Linked DNA regions of Homo sapiens: region 2 is linked to region 1. A link is a loop called in an ENCODE intact Hi-C map of the cell type or tissue named here. Cell type or tissue: endothelial cell of umbilical vein. All regions are shown on one strand. Links, peaks and the distances in the headings refer to the core of each region. The heading gives the core; the rest is flanking DNA. Region 1 holds the start of CCL3-AS1 (CCL3 antisense RNA 1). Region 2 overlaps LOC107985068 (a long non-coding RNA gene).

Region 1 (11,976 bases), core at 1-8,000:
CTGTATCATGACAACAGTAATGTCTTCCCCCACCAGACACAGTAAGAAGAAGGAAAAAAGCAAATGAGCAAACAGTACTATCATAAGCCTAGAAAAAAACTGCACTGGAAAGAAATATACCAAACTGTTTTTTAAAAAAAAAAAGTGGCTAGGTTTGGGTACTAGAATTTTTCCTACCTTCAATGAAATTTTTTTTTCAGGTTTTGCATCAGAATGCACATATGCCACAATAGGGAATGTAGAAAAAAACTCTCACATTCCTGCCTCCGTTTGCCTGCTGCCTACCCAGCTTTGAGATTCTAAATGAGTTTTTATTCTTTTCTGTATTTTATGTGTTTTCAAAATTAGCTTTACTGCTTTTTGGTGTAATCTATAGTTCACATAACAAATCATATAAAAAGCTATTTGAACTAAAAACACTAGTAACATTGCTCTTCCTGTACTCCTATGAGACTCCCTCGTATGCTTGTGGATGAGACATTATGAGGATGTGATGACTGAGAAAGCAGCGGCCATTTTGGGACCACGAGGTGACAAGCTCAAATAAGAAAAGCCAACAAAATGGTGGGGGAAGGGGAGATGTTTTAAGAAGCCTGAGTTCTTGATGACACAACTGAGCTGTTAAACAAACTCAGGGAGGACCACCTGTTTAAATTTATTTATTTACCTAATTATTTATTTGAGACAAAGTCTTACTCTGTTGCCCAGGCTGGAGTGCAGTGGCATGATCAGAGCTCACTGTAGGCTTGACTTTCCGGGCTGAAGCAATCCTCCTGCCTCAGCGTCCAAAGAAGCTGAAACTACAGGCATGCCCAGCTACTTTAAAAAAAAAAAAATTTATAGAGACAGGGTCTCACTATGTTGCTCAGGTTGGTCTCACACTCTTGGCTTCAAGCAATCCTCCCACCTTGGCCTCTCCAAATGCTGGGATTACAGGCATGAGCCACCATGCCTGGCTCTGATGTCCATGGTACATCTATGCTGTTGGAACAGCTGGGGAGGCTATCAGAAGGTTCTGCTCAATGGGAGAAAGGCTTTATCTAAAGACCTGCCCTTGTGAGAAGGCACCAGCTAACCCAGTCTCAGGGTGACACCAGCATCTCACCTCCTTTCACTGTGGAAACCATTTCCCCACCAAGGGATCAACTGAAGCATTCTTGCAAATAGCCTGAATCTTTGTGGTGAGCTGAAGCTCTCCTGGTTTGTGCAATGCACAGCATGACACCAGTATCATGATTAAAAAATTTTCCCCTTCAGAGAGGATCAGGAAAAACTAATGGGTACTAGGCTTAATATCTGGGTGATGAAATAATCTGTATAACAAACTCCCATGACATGAGTTTACCTATGTAACAAGTCTGCACATGTACCCCGAACTTAAAAGTTTAAAAAATGAAAAAAGAAACAAAATTCCTCCTCAGTCTCCCCAAGTTTATATCTTCTAATACCCCAAGGCTGCCTGTAAAGAGAAGAGATGGCTGAGACCCCAGAAGGAGGCAGCGGCTACAAGTCCTGAGTTCAGCTCTTCCCGGCAGCCATGGGAGCTCACACTCTGCCCAGCATCCTGGGGACCCCTGCAGTTGCCCTTGCTGTCCTTTTCTTCACTGAGGCCCTCTGCCCCCAGGCCCGCTGTCCCTTGTGTGAATTTGTCTTTTGCTCTTGTGCCCCTACTGTCTGGCCATGGCTTGGACCCCACTGCCCGAGTCTATCTCTAAGACCTCCAAATACAGAACATCAGAGGGATTTCAGGGACTATTTCCCGAGGAGGATTTTTCTTCCTAAGAGGTTTCAGCAACTCTGTTCTCCACCTCTGGGAGACAGAGGGAGAGTGAGTCCCATTCTATGGATGAGAAAATGGAGGCCCACGGGGATTTTGACAAGAGGTAGGATCTGGGTCCAATTGGTTCTCAGTGGTGTGGCCTTGGCTGTCCTTATGAATTCAGATGGAACTCCCCAAGGAGAGATGGGATGGGAAATAGTTTGCTCAGAAAACTAAATTTCCAGTAAAGAGACATAGAGACCCAGAACCAAGACAGCCAGAGAATGAGAAACACCAAGAGAAAGATGCAGAAATTAAAATGTCAGGGAAAAGAAGAAATGCCAGCTTCCTTCTGGATCTCTTTGTCCCTATATCCCCACCCCAAGCGGTGATATCTCCCAGTTCTTCCTGACTCTCAAGGAAAGGGACCAGGAGCAGCTGGCTTGCCTTGTGAACAATGACTTGGGATCTTTCTGTCCTGTCTCTTGCAGTTGGTACCAACAAAGAGCTCTGCTGCCTCGTCTATACCTCCTGGCAGATTCCACAAAAGTTCATAGTTGACTATTCTGAAACCAGCCCCCAGTGCCCCAAGCCAGGTGTCATGTAAGTGCCAGTGCTCCTGCCCACCCCTCGGGAGGGAGGATGGGAGGTTTGGGGTGAGGTCCCCTCAGAGTACTCAGCTCTCTAAGGCCCATCAAGGTAAAGGACTCCAGGGGAGGCCCCTGCAGTGTTTTGTGACCTGGCCTGGGGCCTGCAGAGTCCTGAAGGGCCTGCCCCTGGGCAGAGGGAAGAGAGCAGACATGACAACAGGAAGTTTGCTTCCTGAGGAACCCCATCTGAGACATTTGGGGAAGGCCTGTGAACCCCGAAGTTAAGGGGAAATTTTACGGGCACGAGGACAGGCCCTGAGATGCCTGGGACAGAGAAGGACGCAGGGGCCACAGGATTCCCCTGATGAATTCGTCAGTTCTTAACTCTTCCTCCCTTCTCCACAGCCTCCTAACCAAGAGAGGCCGGCAGATCTGTGCTGACCCCAATAAGAAGTGGGTCCAGAAATACATCAGCGACCTGAAGCTGAATGCCTGAGGGGCCTGGAAGCTGCGAGGGCCCAGTGAACTTGGTGGGCCCAGGAGGGAACAGGAGCCTGAGCCAGGGCAATGGCCCTGCCACCCTGGAGGCTACCTCTTCTAAGAGTCCCATCTGCTATGCCCAGCCACATTAACTAACTTTAATCTTAGTTTATGCATCATATTTCATTTTGAAATTGATTTCTATTGTTGAGCTGCATTATGAAATTAGTATTTTCTCTGACATCTCATGACATTGTCTTTATCATCCTTTCCCCTTTCCCTTCAACTCTTCGTACATTCAATGCATGGATCAATCAGTGTGATTAGCTTTCTCAGCAGACATTGTGCCATATGTATCAAATGACAAATCTTTATTGAATGGTTTTGCTCAGCACCACCTTTTAATATATTGGCAGTACTTATTATATAAAAGGTAAACCAGCATTCTCACTGTGACGACTCTGTTGATTTTGTTTCACTAATCGGAATCACAGACTGAGAGGAATTCTGGGGGAGGAGTAGGGAAATATGAAAAGGGGCAGAAACAGCAAGATAGGGACCAAGTACTTCTACAGTCATACCAGACATTTCCCTGGAGATACTTTCCTGAAAAGTTGAAACAGACACCATTAGTTTATAAACCATATTGTAACTGAAATGTGATAGAAAAATTTTCTACTTAAATGAATATCAAGATGACGCTGCAATGCATATTTACGCACACAAGCTCATTTTCATAAATGAAGCTTTCCTCAGAATGATGGCTAACATCTGTTGAGGTCTTACCAAGTGCTGGGTTTTGGGCTAAGTACTTATATTAGTAAAAGTCTAGCAAATACTGCCCATAGTCTAGCAAGGACTCCTTACCTGGAAGTTGCTGAAAGCCTTGGTAATGTTATCTTTGTTCTCCACTCTGCTTTTGGGGAGGATGTTTTCCATGACTATACGAGATGAGGCTTGGGGCTGGGTGGCCAGAGTTAGCAAATAAAAATACAGAATGGATACTATTTTAGTGTAAGTATATCCCATGCAATATTTGGGACCTACTTGTACCAAAAATGATTTGTTCTTTTTCTGAAACTCGAATTTAACAGGGTATCCTAAATTGTATCTGGCAACCCTCTGAAGAAGGAATACTGCTTATAGAGGTGTCTGTTTCCTGTTGGAGATGTCTGTTGATTTTGGCTTAAGTGTAGAACAGGGCTTTGGCTTAAGTGTAGAACAGGGCTTTGGCTTAAGTGTGGAACACGGCTTCTCAACCTTGAATTCACATTAGAATCACTTAGGAGAGCTTTTAAAAATTCTAATGCCAGGTCCTCACCTCCAAAGTTATGAATTTAATTGGATTGATGTGGGGGCCTGGCATCAGTAATTTAAAAACTCCCCAGGGGATGTTAATGCACAGCCAAGTTTGAGAACCACTGTTGGTGTGGGGTCACAGGCTGTTTTTAACCAGCATTAAGGTTTCAGAGGCACTGCAACTCCGTTCTAATTTTTGAAGGCATCTGATCTAGTTATTTTTGGTTCATTCCATTGGATGGTTAATCATAAGCAGAAAATCTATCAGATACAGTTATTTCTAGAACTGGGTTTTTAACACGTCTCTTCCAGCACAGCACTGGGAGCTCTGTGGTCATCCCTTCCGCCGCCCACCGGCTCCCCCATTGTATTGACTCCACATTGCCCCCTGCTGGTGAAACAAGTGCGAAGGTCAGCGTCTTTAGCTCCCTGCCTCTGATGAATACAGCTGCACCTTCACAAAGAGCACAGCTGTTCATTGTGATGGTTAATGTTACGCGTCAACTGGACTAAGCTAAGGGATACCCAGGTAGCTGATAAACATCATTTCTGAGTGTGTCTGTGTGGTGTTCCAGAAGAGATTAGCATCAGAAGACTAAAGAAGATCTGCCCTCACCAATGCAGGCAGGCATCATCCAATTCACTGAGGTCCCAAATAGAACAAAAAGGCTGAGGAAGGGTGACTTTGCTGTCTGCGTTTGAGCTGGGACATCCATCTTCTCCTGCCCTCTGACATCCACGCTTCCGATTCTTGAGCCTTCAGACTCAGACAGGGACTTGTACCATCACCTACCCTTCTTGACCCCTTCTCAGGTCTGTGAACTTGGACCAGGACTGACAACTTTGGCTGCCCTGGTTCTCAGGCCTTCAGACCAAATCACACCACTGGCTTTCCTGGTTCTCCAGCTTGCAGATGGCAGGACTTCTTGGCTTCCGTAATTGTGGGAGCCAATTCCCCTAATAAATATCTCGGTATTTATATCTATATCAACATTGGTATCCAATCTATATCTATAGAGAGAAATAGCCTACTGTTTCTGTTTTTCTGGATAACTGACTAATACATTCATTTTATCATCAAGATAAATATTTACAATGTGGGATCTGAGAAGGAGGTGGATTTGGCTGCTTCGGGACCTGCTTTCCTGTCCTGCCTAATCTCTCACCTCCTCATTTTTGCTTATATTAACATTAGCTTGGACTGGAAAATTCTGCTCTTCTAGTCCTGCAAGCTCCAGATCACAGGATTCTTAATTAGCTTGGTTTTCAGGCAGCAAGCAGAAAGTACATTTCTTTAAAAAACTACTTTTTTTCCCCTTCTCTGCTATCAGAAGAATCAGTTTCAAAGTAAGTTAATTTCTTTCTTAGTGGGCCTTACTAAGACTGATGCAAGAAATAGTCTCCAATACCCTGAATTTTCGTTTTTGATAAAACTTTGGCTCGAAGATGGACTTAGAATATATAACAGGCCATGGGGGTAACCGGCAATTTTGGTAACTAGAGGTATCCCCACTGACTTTGACCTTAGCTACTGCCTTCAGCCAGTTCCACGTTTGGGGACCCATACTTACAACATTGCAGTCTATGTTAGTTAGGGATGGTTTAAGTCACAGTGTCAGAAAAATAACTCAATCTGGCTTAAATGATAAAGGGAACTTATTAGTTCACATAACTGAAGCTTCAAGAAATAGAATTAGTTTCAGGCAAAACTTGATTCAGTGGTCCTTGTTTCGCTATGGACTATACATGTCTTTCTGAATTTCTGATCTCCCTGCATTTGAGAGCTTCATCCTAGAAAGAAGTTACTATATTCATCCTAGTTACTCTATTGGCAGAATAGCTTCCAGAAACTTCCAGAGCAAATTGGGAAGACAATGTCTGTATCCTCGTATTTTGAGCCAAGAGCCTGAGTTCCACTTTTATTGGTCTGGCTGGCTTGGATTAAGAGCCCATCTCTTAACCCAGGGGCCAGCAAACTATGGCCATTGGGCCCAATTTGACCTACTACCTGTTTTTGTATGGCCTGCGAGCTAAGATGTTTTTACATTTTAAGTCATTGAAAACATCCAAAAGAAGATTATTTTGAGAAATATGAAAATTGTATGAAATTGGAGTTTTAGTGTCCATAAAAAAGTTTTATTGGAATGCAGTTGGGTTTATTTGTTTCTGTATTGTTTACAGCCCACAGTCTAGCAAGGACTCCTTACCTGGAATGAATCATATTTTCATACGACAAAGCAGAGCTGAGTAGTTGTGAAAGACACTGTATGACCCACAAAACCTGAAGTAGTTTCCATTTGGTCCTTTACAGAGCAAGTTTGCCAACCTGTATCTTAATTCATCTTTGTGGCCAGAGAAGTGGATTTACTGATTTGTTTCAGCTGATCAATGTCTATAACAAGCAATGTTGATGGGCTGAAAACCACACAGACTACCAGAGGGGTTGCTTTTCCGAAGAATCATGTAAGGATAAAAGAGAAAGAAAGAGAGAAAGACCTTGGAACCCAACTAGTATCTACCAAATGTATGTAACTTTCTCATATTAATTCTGTCTTTATATGTGAAGATGACCAATCCCCTGCCTGTGATTACATCACATCAAGCATGTTCTTCCCAAATTGGGGGTTCAATTCAGACTCTCCTGTTATATGCCAGTTGTCTTAGGGATTTTCTCACTTTATTCAACACTATACTCAATTTTTACATTAATAATGCAGTAATAATATACCCCTTTGCCATTCTGTATTTTCCTGTATAATAATAATTATTATTGTTATTATTATTATTTTTTGAGACAGTTTTTGTTCTTGTCGCCCAGGCTGGAGTGCAATGGCATGATCGCAGCTCACTGCCACCTCTGCCTCCTGGGTTCAAGTGATTCTTGTGCCTCAGCCTCCTGAGTAGCTGGGATTACAGGCACGCACCACCACGCCCAGCTAATTTTTGTATTTTTAGTAGAGATGGGGTTTCACCATGTTGGCCAGGCTGGTCTCGAACTCCTGATCTCAGGTGATCTGCCCGCCTTGGCCTCCCAAAGTGCTGGGATTACAGGCGTGAGCCACTGTGCCTGGTCTTTCCTGAATTATTTTACCGGTTTTGTAAAAAGATTTTGATCGGGATATACCCTGTTGCCCCACAAATGATGGCTAGTTCCCAAATCTGAGACTAAGTTTTCATTATAGACTTTATATTCTAAACTAAGTCACTAACAACTGGGGCCAGACAATCCTTCCAGGGCATTGTAGACATAGGAAAAGGAAAGAAAGTGGCCAGCCTAGTGGGTTCCACCTTTGTGAAGGAGAGGTCTTTACTTCTAACTGCTCTTGAAGCCCAGTGAAGGGGTCTCCAGAGGGTAACTTGTACAAACTGGAAGTACCTGCAAACAAGGCAACTCATTTTCCAGTTGGATGTCAGCTTACATGGTGAACCTCATGATTTGCCTGAGCCAAAATGAGCAGGGGAGAAGAAAACAGAAGATAGGAACCAAAGCAGGGAAAAGGATTGCTGGAGGCTGCTCTCCCACCACATGGAATGAGCTTTCCATTGGCCGAGTGATCCTGTGGAAGGGAGCTGGGCTCGAGCCATCCTCCCAGTGACACTCCGCAAAGGTTGGGGGAATCACATGTCCCATTTTGTCTGGGAAATGACCCAGTTTATGCCAGTTGTGCCAGCATAGTTATTAATAGTAACCCCTTTGAGTCTTAAAGTGCTCATCCTACCAATAGGAGATCCACTGCTTAGCTTACAAGGATCTTAACAGCAGTAGCTGATGGGGTGGTCTCAGGGCCGCTGTCTACAAAGGCCCCTGGATGTGTGGGCAAGAGGGTGCTGAAAGCCAGTCTGCCCATCACCTGTAAGGTCTTGCACTCACACAGGGCTAGGTGTGCTCCATGGTGCTTTTTTGTAACATGCTCAATGGTGTCTTCCAGGCTAGCAAAGGCCCAGGGTATGCTGCCAGTGGTGTGAGCAGAAGAGAGAGGTGAAAGATGTTGGGCAAGGGTGGGATCTCTCACCTAAGAAACTATGCAGAGAGAGGACCCTCAGGAATGCCCATCTATCCGAGGGAAATATACATGCATTGCCCATAACTTCAATATTTTTTTAAAAGATGCAGGGATAACCTAGCAGTGGGGGCAGGGACTACATCTGTAGGCAGTTAAAAGAATTCTTTCCCCTCTCTCTTTTAAACATTTAAATTAAAAAAAATTCTTTTAGAGACAGGGTCTTGCTCTGTCACCCAGGCTGGAGTACAGTGGTGTGATCACAGCTCACTGCAGACTAGAACTTCTGGGCTCAAGCGATCCTCCTGCCTCAGCCTCCTGAGTAGCTAGGACTATAGCTGCACACTACAATGCCTGCTAATTAAATTTTTTTTTTTTTTGTAGAGACAGGATCTCACTGTGTTGCCCAGGCTGGTCGCCAACTCCTGGCCTCAAGTGTTCCTCTGGCCCTGGCCTCCCAAAGCACTGGGATTACAGGTACAAACCACCACAACCAGCAAAATTTTCTCTTTATATTACCCCACACAGACAACCCCTCTTTCCAACATGCCAGAGGAGTTAAAAAGAGAAGGAGAGAGGGTATCTCAGAACCAAACTAAAGCTTCATCACACTCCAACTACCAGAGCCTGTTTTGCTCTGGTGAAGGGCGAGGAGAAAGGAAGAAGTAGAAATGTTAGTTAAGTCAAATTTAAGATTAGGGTTCTAAACTGAAGGAATTTTAATAACTGGATGTGACCAAAACGTGATAGGATCTCCCCAAGATGTTAAGGTGGAGCTGATGATTGGAGAACAGTTAAGCATTTTATGTTTATAGTCTATATATAAGTAAGGATAGAATAGGTTGTACCTAGATAACAAACAAACTCCCAGTGGTCTAACAAGGTAAAAGTTTTCCACTCATACAAAATCTGATGTGGGCTAGATCACTGGATCTCACAATTTAGTTGCATCAGAATCCACTGGTGGGCTTGTCTAAACACAGATTCCTGGGTTCCACCTGAGACTCTGATTCTACAGGTCTTGGTAAGACTCAAGATTCTGCCTTTCTAATGAGGTTTCAGGTGATCCTGATGCTGCTGACCCATGAACTACACTCTGAGCAGTATTGATCCTAGAGCAGCTCTCCTCCAGGTGGTGACTCAGGAATTCAGGCTGCTTCCATCCTGTAGCTGTAGATTCTGGAATGAGAAAGAAGACAGAAAAGGCATACTGCTTTTAACTGTCTTGGTCCAGAAGTGACATGCTTCACTTAATCTTACAATTCATTGGCCAAAATTAGCCACAAGAGCCCAATGCAAATGCCATGAAGGGGAACATGTGGACTATTTAGTGAACCCTACTTTGTCTGCCACTTACTCTTAAAAAAGAGGTTAACCAAGGAAAGAGACCTAGCCAATGTGAACTTGCAGTCTATTAGAATCTTTTGCTTTTCCTTTCCCCCGATTATAATAGGCTGTCAGTTTAGTATTCATCTAATATATGAAGGATTTATGCAATATTCATGTTGTTGAGATGTGAAATAAATCCTAGATCTATTTGAAATATTTTAAAGTTCATGGGCCAATGGTGCCAGTCATCAGATGTTGAGAGGCCTTAGGGGAAGAAAGAATGAGACTCTATGGCTTCATCAAGGCAGAGATGGCTACTATCATGATTCCGGATAATGCCCCCACACTTGCCCTAGCTGGTTTGCTATGACGGGCTAGAGGAGGAATATCTCAAAATTGGAAGGGAATATAAAATGTTGCATGAGAGAAGCTATTTATGCAGGTGTGTTTGTGTGTGTGTGTGTGTGTGTGTGTGTGTAGAGAGAGAGAGAGAGTCAAAATGTACTCTTTGGGTCTAGACAGGACATGTTTGTTGCCTTGATCTCTTCATAGAATGGGTAACATAACAGCAGCGAGCATTCCTGAAGTTCTCTGAACTAGACTGAAATCTGCAAAGCTTGTCCCCTCAATGAGGGACCCAGAGCAAGTGGTTCAAGAGGACTAAGAGAGAACCAGTTTTTAGTGCAAGGCCCCAGCTTCTCAAATCTTGGTTTTTGAGTTAAAAATCACATACTCATACTTATGAAAATCAAAGCACAAAGAATGGAAAATGAAAAGTGGAGATCCTCATTTCTTAAAAGTTATGGTTGCCAGGGAAATCACATTTAATAGATTGGGATATATCACACACATCAAATGTCCTTCTTATGTTTATGTAAATATATATAGCTTTTACCAAAGCAAAATATTATTATATGTACAGTTATATAATAAATATGTGGTAATATAGATATTGGTATAGAGATACACATATGGAATGTATATTCTATATACATAGTTTTACATTAATATCTTAGATACCTTTCATTTCACTATGTATATCCACTTCATTCTTTTCAGTAATTTTGTGTTTATTATGTGGTTATACCACAATGGTTTAAACTATTCATCTTTTAAAGAATTTATTTCTATTGGTTGTTTTACAAACAGAGCTGCAAACAACAGCAATGTGCCAACACTTTGTGTCTTTTTTTTTGAGACAGAGTCTCACTCTGCCACCCAGGCTGGAGTGCGGTGGTGCCATCTCGGCTTACTGAAACCTCTGCCTCCTGGGTTCAAGCAGTTCTTCTGCCTCAGCCTCCCAAGTAGCTGAGATTACAGGCGCCTTCCACCATGCCCGGCTAATTTTTGTATTTTAGTAGAGATGAGGTTTCACCGTGTTGGCCAGTCTGGTCTCCAACTCCTGACCTCAAGCTATCCACCTGCCTTGGCCTCCCAAAGAGCAGGGATTATAGGAGTGAACCACTGCACCTGGCCCTCCTTTGTTTCTTTAGATAGTGTTTCTTGAAATAGATTCCTAGAAATAAGATTGAAGAGTATGTAAATTTTAAATTTTTCTACAGACTGTGTAATTTCTCTTCAAAAATGCCGATTATCAAAATGTCACTTTTTGATACTAAAAAATAGATTGTTTTAAACACACAAAGTAAGTAGGGCTTATCAAAAAGTTAATATATCTTGCATTTCTCACAAGTATGTTGAATTTCTCCCACTTGCATTTTACAGCAGGAATCCTGACTCAGTCTAACTTTCTTATACTTAAAAACATAACAGGCCAGAAGTTAGCACACATTTTCTATAGAAGGCCAGATAGTAAATACTGGTGTCTTTGTGGGTTATATCATTTCTGTTAGAACAATGTGACTCCACCTTTGTCTTGGGAAAGCTGCAATAAATAATATGTAAAAGGGCAGGAGTGGCTGTGTTTCAACCAAACTTTATTTACAAAACAGGGTCATGCTAGATTTGTTCTGAGGACCATAGTTTCTTAACCTCAATCTAGGCAATCCGTCAAATAATTCTGCATTCACAATAGAAGTCTTGTTGTATATATTGGCTGACTGTCTTTCCTTTCTCTAATGTTAACCACTGATTTTGTGGAGCATGGATTCTAGGGAAATAATACCCAGGTAAGATGTCTATTACCATGTGTGTCTTATTTTTAAAAGAGTGGTTAAATTCTTATTGAGGCCGGGCACAGTGGCTTATGCCTGTAATCCCAGCACTTTGGGAGCCTGAGGCAGGCGGATCTCTCCGGTCAGGAGTTCAAGACCTGCCTGGCCAACATGGTGAAGACCCGTCTCTATTAAAAATACAAAAATTAGCCGGGTGTAGTGCCATGCACCTGTAATCCCAGCTACTTGGGAGGCTGAGGCAGGAGGGTCACTGGAACCTGGGAGGTGGAGGTTGCAGTGAGCCGACATCACACCACTGCACTCCAGCCTGGGTGACCAAGTAAGACTCCATCTCAAAAACACAAACAAACAAACAAACAAAAAAACAAAAACCAGTTTTATTG
Region 2 (8,151 bases), core at 1-8,000, 63 kb before region 1:
GTTACAGTTCACTATGTACAGATTAGGCTGAACTTAAAATAAGTGAGAAGGCAGCTTTAGGCTAAAGTTGATTTAACAAGGTCAATTAAAAATTGCTGGAAAATAAGAATCTACATGAGGTTATCATGGGTTAAATATTAAGTAAATGACAATGTTGTGTCATCTGGGCAAATGATAAAAGACAGTTTTTATTTTTGTTTTTTAATTTTTTTCTTGAGCTAGGTCTTGCTCTGTCACCCAGACTGGGATGCAGTGGCTTGATCATAGCTCACTGTAACCTCCAACTCCTGGGCTCAAGTGATCCTCCCACCTCAGCCTCCCAAAGTACTGGGATTACAGATGTGAGCCACCACACCCAGCCAAAACACCGTTTCCTAAACTGTAGTTAAAACTTCAAGATTAGCTCTTTTAGTAGGGAGGATATAAGATGTAATATGAATTTGTGTTTACTTTCTTAAGGGTTATAATAATTTCAAGCTTTTATCACCTTCTCAGGGCATTTTTCTAACACAGTTGTGATTTAGTGTTATAAAAGTTATTTGGTTATTGATCAGTTTTCTCCTGTTGATTTCTTAGACAAATCACACTAAAAGTAAGCATAGAGCTTAAACTTTTTTTTAAATAAAAAATGTTTTGTTGTTTGGAATTGTTTAGAATTCAGTGCTGTCTTTTGAATTTTATGAGACAGTTTTCCAAGGTGTACTAATTATACATATAAATTTATATACTTTAATAGAGATGTATATAAAATTAATATTAACTATATCTTTAAATGTTTTTCTTAATGTTCTTTAAGTTTAGAGGCGAAATCTCTTAGAAATTGTTACTGTAGGTAGCTAGTCATACATAAACAGGGCAGGAGAGGCTCCTCCCAACCAGGAATGTCAGGTGACCATCAGGTGATGGTCAGGAGGTTGTTAACTGTCTCTCTAGAATAATAATTGGTTGCAGCCAGCACCAGGGAAAGGCAATGTGCCTATAGATAGAAAAAACCTGAAAATGGTCATCAGCATCTTCCTGGTAAGATCCCAGGAGTTGGGCGAGTGAGCTCATGCATGCGCGTCAAGAGGCAAAATGGTGGAGTTTAACTCATCTAGGACCTTCTGGGGGCATTCCATCAGTAAAGGGAAGAACACCTCAAGTGAGCATGCGTACAGCTCCAGTAAACACACTGCATATGCTCCCCTCCCAAGTAGGGCATTGTGCTAGTGCTTCCTACCCCAAGGGAAGAATCAGGGGAGAAGGGACCCAAGACCCCAGAAGTATGCCAACATGTAAAACCCTGATTCAAAAGGTCAAACCCCACACCTGACCTCCAAAATGTCTGCTTGGCCTGCTTCCAAACGTACTTTACTTTCTTTTTATTCCTGCTCTAAATCTTCTCTCTCTCTCTCTTTTTTTTGAGATGGAGTCTCACTCTGTCACCCAGGCTGGAGTGTAGTGGCGTGGTCTCAGCTCACTGCAACCTCTGCCTCCTGGGCTCAAGCAATTCTCCTGTCTCAGCCTCCCGAGTAGCTTGGGTTACAGGCACCTGCCACTACACCCAGCTAATTTTTATTAGAGATGGTGTTTCACCATGTTGAACAGGCTGGTCTCAAACTCCTGACTTCAAGTGATTCTCCCACCTAGGCCTCACAAAGTGCTGGGATTACAGGTATGAGCCACCACGCCCGGCCTGTACAGCTTCTTAATAAACTTTCACTCCTGCTCTAACACTTGCCTCAGTCTCTTCTCACTTAGGCCCCTCATTTGAATTCTTTTTCCTGAGGAGGGAAGAATTGAGGTTGCTGCAGACCTGTACAGATTTGCCACCCGTAACTCGAATAACTTCCTCTGCTAACTAAATTTATATCTAATAAAAAACTTAGAAATAGATAAAAGGGTCCAGGCGCAGTGGCTCCCACCTGTAATCCTAGCACTTTGGGAGGCCGAGGCGGGCGGATCACAAGGTCAGGAGTTTGAGACCAGCCTGGCCAACATGGTGAAACCCTGTCTCTACTAAAAATACGAAAATTATCTGGGCATGGCGGCATGCGCCTGTAATCCCAGCTACTAGAGAGGCTGAGGCAGGAGAATTGCTTGAACCCGGGAGGCGGAGGTTGTAGTGAGCTGAGACTGCACCGCTGCACTCCAGCCTGGGTGACAGAGCAAGACTCTGTCTCAAAAAAAAAAAAAAAAAAAAAAACAGGTAAAAGGATGACTGCATGGTTTTCAAGGTCATATTACAATGTTGACTAACAGGCCCAACCCGGCATTCCTTAAATCTGTAGGGGAATGAACTTTTGATTGATTTCTGTTTACCATTGATCAGGCCCTAGATTCTGAGAAAGTACATGTTAAATTTTAAACTTGTGTGTAGCCAGATGCAAATGATTTCTGTCTATTAAAAAAGATAATCCCAGAGGTTACAGGTTTTTTTATTGCCCTATCCACAGGATATTAATGTGTGCTCTAATTTAACAAACTTATTTCAGAACGTCATCCCCAGTAAACTATACAAATCTCTGTTACTCAAATGATCTTTGAATTATTTTAATAGTTCTCTCACTAATGAGTTAAATACATCTTTGATGCATATTCAATCTAAATTGGATGAGTAATATTTTTAGTTTTGTAAAAATTGTATTATGATGTCCCTTGTTTTGAAGATAATGATTATCCAAAGTTCAGTAATTCCTTTAGTTTCTTTTTCCTCTTAAAATTCAAGTAAAGGCTGGGCATGGTGGCTCACACCTGTAATACCAGTACTTTGGGAGGCTGAGGCAGGAGGATCGCTTGAGCCTAAGAGATCAAGACCAGCCTGGGCAACATAATCAGATCCTGTCTCTTCAACAAATAAGAATTAGTGGAGTATGGTGGCATGTACCTGTAGTCCCAGTTGATATGGACGGGAGGCAGAGAAACACTGGGTAGAAGAGGGCAGTTCCCTGGCAAATGCCCCACCCTCAAGCCTGGGAACCCACGCCCCTAAATTGGAACAGGCATTCCTGTTTTTGCACCCAAATGTTGCCTTTTCCAAGACTACTCTGGCCTGCCACGCCCCTATCCTGTGTCCATATGACAGCTAGGCCTCCATGAAGGGAAAGAGAGCCCATATTACTTTTACCCAAAGGAAAGAGAGAGGCGGCAGGATCTTGGAAAAGAGACAGATCCAATAGTTCTGCCTCTTTACCTCTTAAACCCCAAACTCCATGAGCAGAGGAACAGAACGGCAGTGGCAGAGAAGGAGAGACGAGAAGGAGCGTCTGAATGTCAGGAGAAGTTCGGCTGGGGACAGTTGAAGAGGAGATCAGCCGCGGGATGGCTGAACTCCAAGGGAAGATCATCTTCCCACTCCATCCATTCTCCAGCTCCCCATTCATCCCATAAGAGCCACATCCATAACTCATTAAAATCTCCACATTCACCATCGTTCAAGTCTTCTTGAACGATGACCTGATTCTTCCAGGATGTCAGACAAGGACCTGGGTACCAAGAGGGCAGGGTATAAAAGGCTGTCACCCTGACTCTCCACTGAGACGAAGTAGCCGTCTGCAGATAGCAACTGCTAAAAGAGTATTAATTGTAACACACCTTTGGATGCTACCATGGGGCCAGAGCCCAAAAGTGCTTGCCCCAGCTCCTGCACCTTCCCATCTGTGTGTTCCCCCTCCTATAAGGGGTAAAGTGTGTGACAGTGGAGCAAATGAGCCACACCCCTGTCGCAAGTCCCGTGAGGGGGTCAGGGAACTCTCCCATTTCATCTGGGGGCTCGTCTGGGATACAGCACAAGGATGAGTACAGATTTAGAACTGTCGGATCTGCCTCTTTTCCAAGATTCTGCCACCTCTCTTTTTCCTTTGGGTAAAAGGAATATTGGCTCTGTTTCTCTTCATGGAGGTCTAGCTGTTGCACGGGATGGAATAAAGTCCTGGGGCAACAGAAGCCATCTTTTGTTGCTGGAAGGCTCCAAGACTGAACTCTGTAGGCCAAGAACCCCAGACTTTGCTGTGGTATCTTCTTTCATGGCTTGAAATGGCTCCTATCTCTTCTTTTATAGTATTAAGGGCTTTGCTGCAACTACCGAGATGTTACTAAGTACAAGGTATGCTTGGTTCAGCCATCAGATGTGCAATTCACAACAATGTAGTTTCTGTTTCTTCTTAGAGGTGCCATCCCCAGCCGCAGGTGTGCGCAGTGCATGAGTGACTCCCCTCCTTCTCCCTTCCCCTCCTTTTCCCCTCCCCGCCTTCTCCCCTCTCCTCCCAGCTCTGCACATGAGCTGCACCCAGTGGCCACGAGGGGCGGGAGAAAACCTTGGCTGCCGCTGGGGCCCTAGTGCAGCTGGCTGGCCGGTGCCTCCCACTCACTGCACCAGCAGAGCCTCTCCTCCCATGGTTGAGGGGTCCTTACTGGTCTGAACCAGGGGCGGAATACAATAAAGGAACCCATTTGCACAGAGCAAGAAGTTCCTTCCCTCTTTTTTAGTAGTATAAGCGGTTTCCTTTTTCTTTTCTAAGTGAGAGGGTTCCTTTCCCCGGCACGCTGCTTTTAATAGGGAAAATAACAGAGGAGCGACCCCTGCTGGCCAATAGCTGCAAATTCGGCAGGGCCCCTTTGAGACTTGATCTAAACAGATTCATGCAGCCCCTGAAATACCTTTTTTGTCTGAAACTCAATTCCAGCCTTCAGGTTGAGGCCCTAGAAAGGAAAACCAGATCTGAGGGATCCAAAGCCTGGCAACAGGCACAATGTAAATGGGAAGGGCCAATTCCTGCTGACTAAAACCTTGCTTCATGAAAGGAGGCCATGCTCCATGACATAGATGAGGCCCAGGGAACTCAAAGGTTGTTGGCAGCAAGGGAAATAGGGCATAATGTGTAAGAGTGGATACTCTCACCCCCCCAGGCCCCCCTGTTAACATGAGTAAAAGCCGCTTCAGCACCCATGGGTGGCATCTGCCAAGGTCACTGGTACATGGGGACAAAAAGACAGAAAACGGGGATGCCTGCTTTCTCTCCATCAAACCCTGAGTTATCACTAAAAGAAGGGAAGGAAATGAGGGTCACCTCTATTTCTTGTCTTTCAGAATGGGCGATCAGCTGTCTTCACCACCCCCAGCTTATACTCCTCTAGAGTGTATCCTGAACCACTGGGACTGCTTTGACCCTCAGACTCTGGAGGAAAATGGCTCATAGCCCTCTGCACAAAGGTTTGGGCAAATTATGAAGGACTGGCTTGGCCTCAGGAAGAAACCATTCATTTCGATATCATCCAGCAGTTGGAGCTTTTCTGTAAACGTGAGGGCAAATGCTCTGAGGCCCATATGTGCAGGCTTTCTATACCGTGCAGGGCAATCCAGACCTTAGCTGACAATGTAGAATTAATCCAGACCGGTTTGCCATCTCGGGAGAGGCTGCAAGGGGCAATCCCAGGGAACCAAAAAAACAAATCCCAGAGGCATCCCCAGCAGAGGAGCCAGCTCCCTCCAGCCCTGCTCCGCCAGGTCCACCCCATCCCCCCTATCCAGCTTCAGTCTCTCACTTGCCCCCTCCTAGAAATTCTCACCCTAGACAAGCCCCAGTCTCATTCTTTCCCCTCCAACAGATGCCTGGTGAATTTACCCCATAAGGTCCAGGTACTCTTCTCTCTACAGAACTTGAAGCAAATTGAGGGGGATCTTGGCAAGTTTTCAGATGACCCTGAGAGATATATAGAGGCTTTTCAGAACTTAACCCAAGTATTTGAGCTCTCCTAGGAAGACGTCATGTTACTTTGAACCAAACCCTGACTAACACTGAGAAGCAGGCCACTCTGCAAGTGACAGAGAGATCTGGGGATGAGGTTTGTATCATACGTAGCACCCAGGAAAGGGGGTGAATATTATCCAACTGGAAGAGAAGGAGTATCAATGAATGTCCCTAAATGGGATCCCAATGACAAGATGGGAGAATGCAAGAGGAGAGTTTCAGGTGTGCATAATAGAGGGCTTTTGTAGGATTAGAACTAAGCCTCTCTACTATATCAAGATATCCATGAGAGACCAGGGATTTAATGAAAATCCCACTGCCTTCTTGGGGAGGCTAAGAGGGACCTTTGTAAAGCATAGGTCTCTGTGTCCCGATTCCATCATGGGACAACTAATCCTAAATGATAAATGTATTACTCAGGCAGCCCCTGATATCAGAGGGAAGTTGCAGAAATGGGCCCTGGCGTCGGGGAGTACTTTAGGAGACCTCCTGAAAGAGGCCACCTTGGTCTTTTACAGTACAGATAGGGAGACACAAGAAAGAGGCAGAAGCTTTAAGGGTCACCATGCAAACCCACAAACCCCAGAATTCCTAAGGTGCATCTGTTAACTCCTACAGATGTGGCAAGAACAGTTATCTCTCTTCTAAAATTTAACCACACCCATGCAAGTCTTAATTTCTTTCACTAAGGTGAAACAGCTCAGGGTACAATGTTGTTAGTATATTACACTTCCTATTTCGGTAATCTTTGGTGGCAAGAACAGTTATCTCTCTTCTAAAATTTAACCACACCCATACAAGTCTTAATTTCTTTCACCAGGGTGAAACAGCTCAGGGTACAATGTTGTGAGTATGTTACATTTCCTATTTCTGTAATCTTTGGCACTAGATTATTTCTTTGTATAATACACGTTTAACCCATGCATACTTAACACCTTATAAAACTTGTTTTTTTCTCTCAAATTTGAGGTCATGAAAATCCAAATGGTCAGGCAACCGGAGCCTTGGATGATGACTCCCTTTCCCCAGGGATCCTTAGATAGACCTCTGGGAGGAATCTGACTTCTGTTTTCCCCAAAAACAATGTCCTCTGTCAGCAGGAAGTAGCTAAGATAGGTCATTGTCCATATTCTAATGGCAATTAGATGGGCCTCTTAGAGGGTGGAAATGATACAGATACAGGCAAGGAAATACTGGGTAGAAGAGGGCAGTTCCCCAACAAAGGCCCACCCTGAAGCCTGGAAATCCATGGCCCTAAATGGGAGCAAGCATTCCCATTTTCATGCCCAAATGTTGCCTTTTCCAAGACCACTCTGGCCTGCCACACCCCTATCCTGTGCCCATATAAACCCCAAGCTCTACAAGCAGAGGAACAGAAGAGCAGCAGAGTAGCAAAATGGCATGGCAGAGGAGAGAAGAGAAGGAGCATCTGAATGTCAGGAGGAGTTCGGCTGAGGACGGTTGGAAAGCAGATAAGCCGGGGATGGCTGAACTCCAGGGGAAGATCATCTTCCCACTCCATCCCCTTTCCAGCTCCACATCCATTCCTCTGAGAGCCAACTCCATCACTCAGTAAAATCCCCACCTTCACTATCCTTCAGGTTGATGTGACCTGATTCTTCCTAGATGCCAGACAAAGACGGATACCAAGAGAGCAGAATATAAAAGGCTGTCACCCTGACTCTCCACTGAGTGGAATAGCCATCCACGAAAAGCAACTGCTAAAGAGCACTAATTGTAACACACCCCTAGATGCTACCATGGGGATGGAGCCCAAAAGCGCTCGCCCTGGCTCCTGCACCTGCCTGTCTGCATGTTCCCCCTCCCACAGGGGATTTGAACGTGCAGCAGCCTTGCAAATGAGCCACACCCCGTCACAAGTCCTGTGAGGAAGTCAGGGAACTCTCCTCTGTTAGCCCAAGTGGCGCCATCAAGTAAACCCCTGCCATTTTGTACACCCTGATCAGGGAGGAAACTTCCATAGGGGCTCAGGCCATGAAAAGCATTTTGCCAAGCAGATCCCAGGCCACACTGCCTGACTGCAGGAAATGGCTCCCTTATTACATCCTGCCAGGCAGCTAGCCACACTGCCCCACCTCCCCTGTCCAGACCTATAATTGCCCCAGTCTGTACGCAGGACGGGGGCTCCAGCACTCGCTGGTGTTCCCCTTCCACAGGTTTCTCTGTCCAATAAACCTATGTTGCTGTCGAGCTTCCCCACCTTGTATGTCTCTTTTCTCTGTCCTAACACCCTGTTTCACAGCTACTTGTGGGGCTGAGGTAGGTGGGTTACTTGAGCCCAGGAGATTAGGCTGCAGTGAGCCAAGATGTACCAGTGCACTCCAGCCTGGGTGACAGAGACCCTATCACACAAAAAAAGTGAGAAACTGTTTATTAGATGAATTGCTCTAAATCCAGAACA

The links. A loop is a pair of places that touch in the nucleus more often than their neighbours do. Peaks named below come from ENCODE experiments on the same cell type or tissue, not always from the same donor. Only the 100,000 strongest peaks of a DNase experiment are listed, where the experiment ranks them.
Region 2: a loop joins it to region 1, with 5 times the contacts of the local background. A loop is called at or near these places in 7 of 110 quality-filtered maps.

What each region holds. Positions count from the first base shown.
Region 1 is chr17:36,068,197-36,080,172 of GRCh38, forward strand. CCL18 (C-C motif chemokine ligand 18) reads left to right here. Exons shown (of 3, transcript NM_002988.4): 2 at 2,251-2,362; 3 at 2,755-3,836. The coding sequence ends at 2,845. It overlaps CCL3-AS1 (CCL3 antisense RNA 1), which reads left to right and starts at 6,417. Exons shown (of 3, transcript NR_186417.1): 1 at 6,417-6,652; 2 at 8,514-8,606. In endothelial cell of umbilical vein, for the core only: a CTCF peak has its summit at 4,518 (motif pointing left); a DNase peak (open chromatin) is centred at 4,505.
Region 2 is chr17:36,004,952-36,013,102 of GRCh38, forward strand. It overlaps LOC107985068 (a long non-coding RNA gene), which reads left to right. Exons shown (of 2, transcript XR_001752854.2): 2 at 5,069-7,949. It overlaps CCL23 (C-C motif chemokine ligand 23), which reads right to left. Exons shown (of 4, transcript NM_005064.6): 4 at 8,107-8,151. Among named protein-coding and RNA genes, the nearest start is that of CCL15-CCL14, 7.0 kb to the left of the region's middle. In endothelial cell of umbilical vein, for the core only: a CTCF peak has its summit at 4,570 (motif pointing left); no DNase peak of the experiment used is centred there.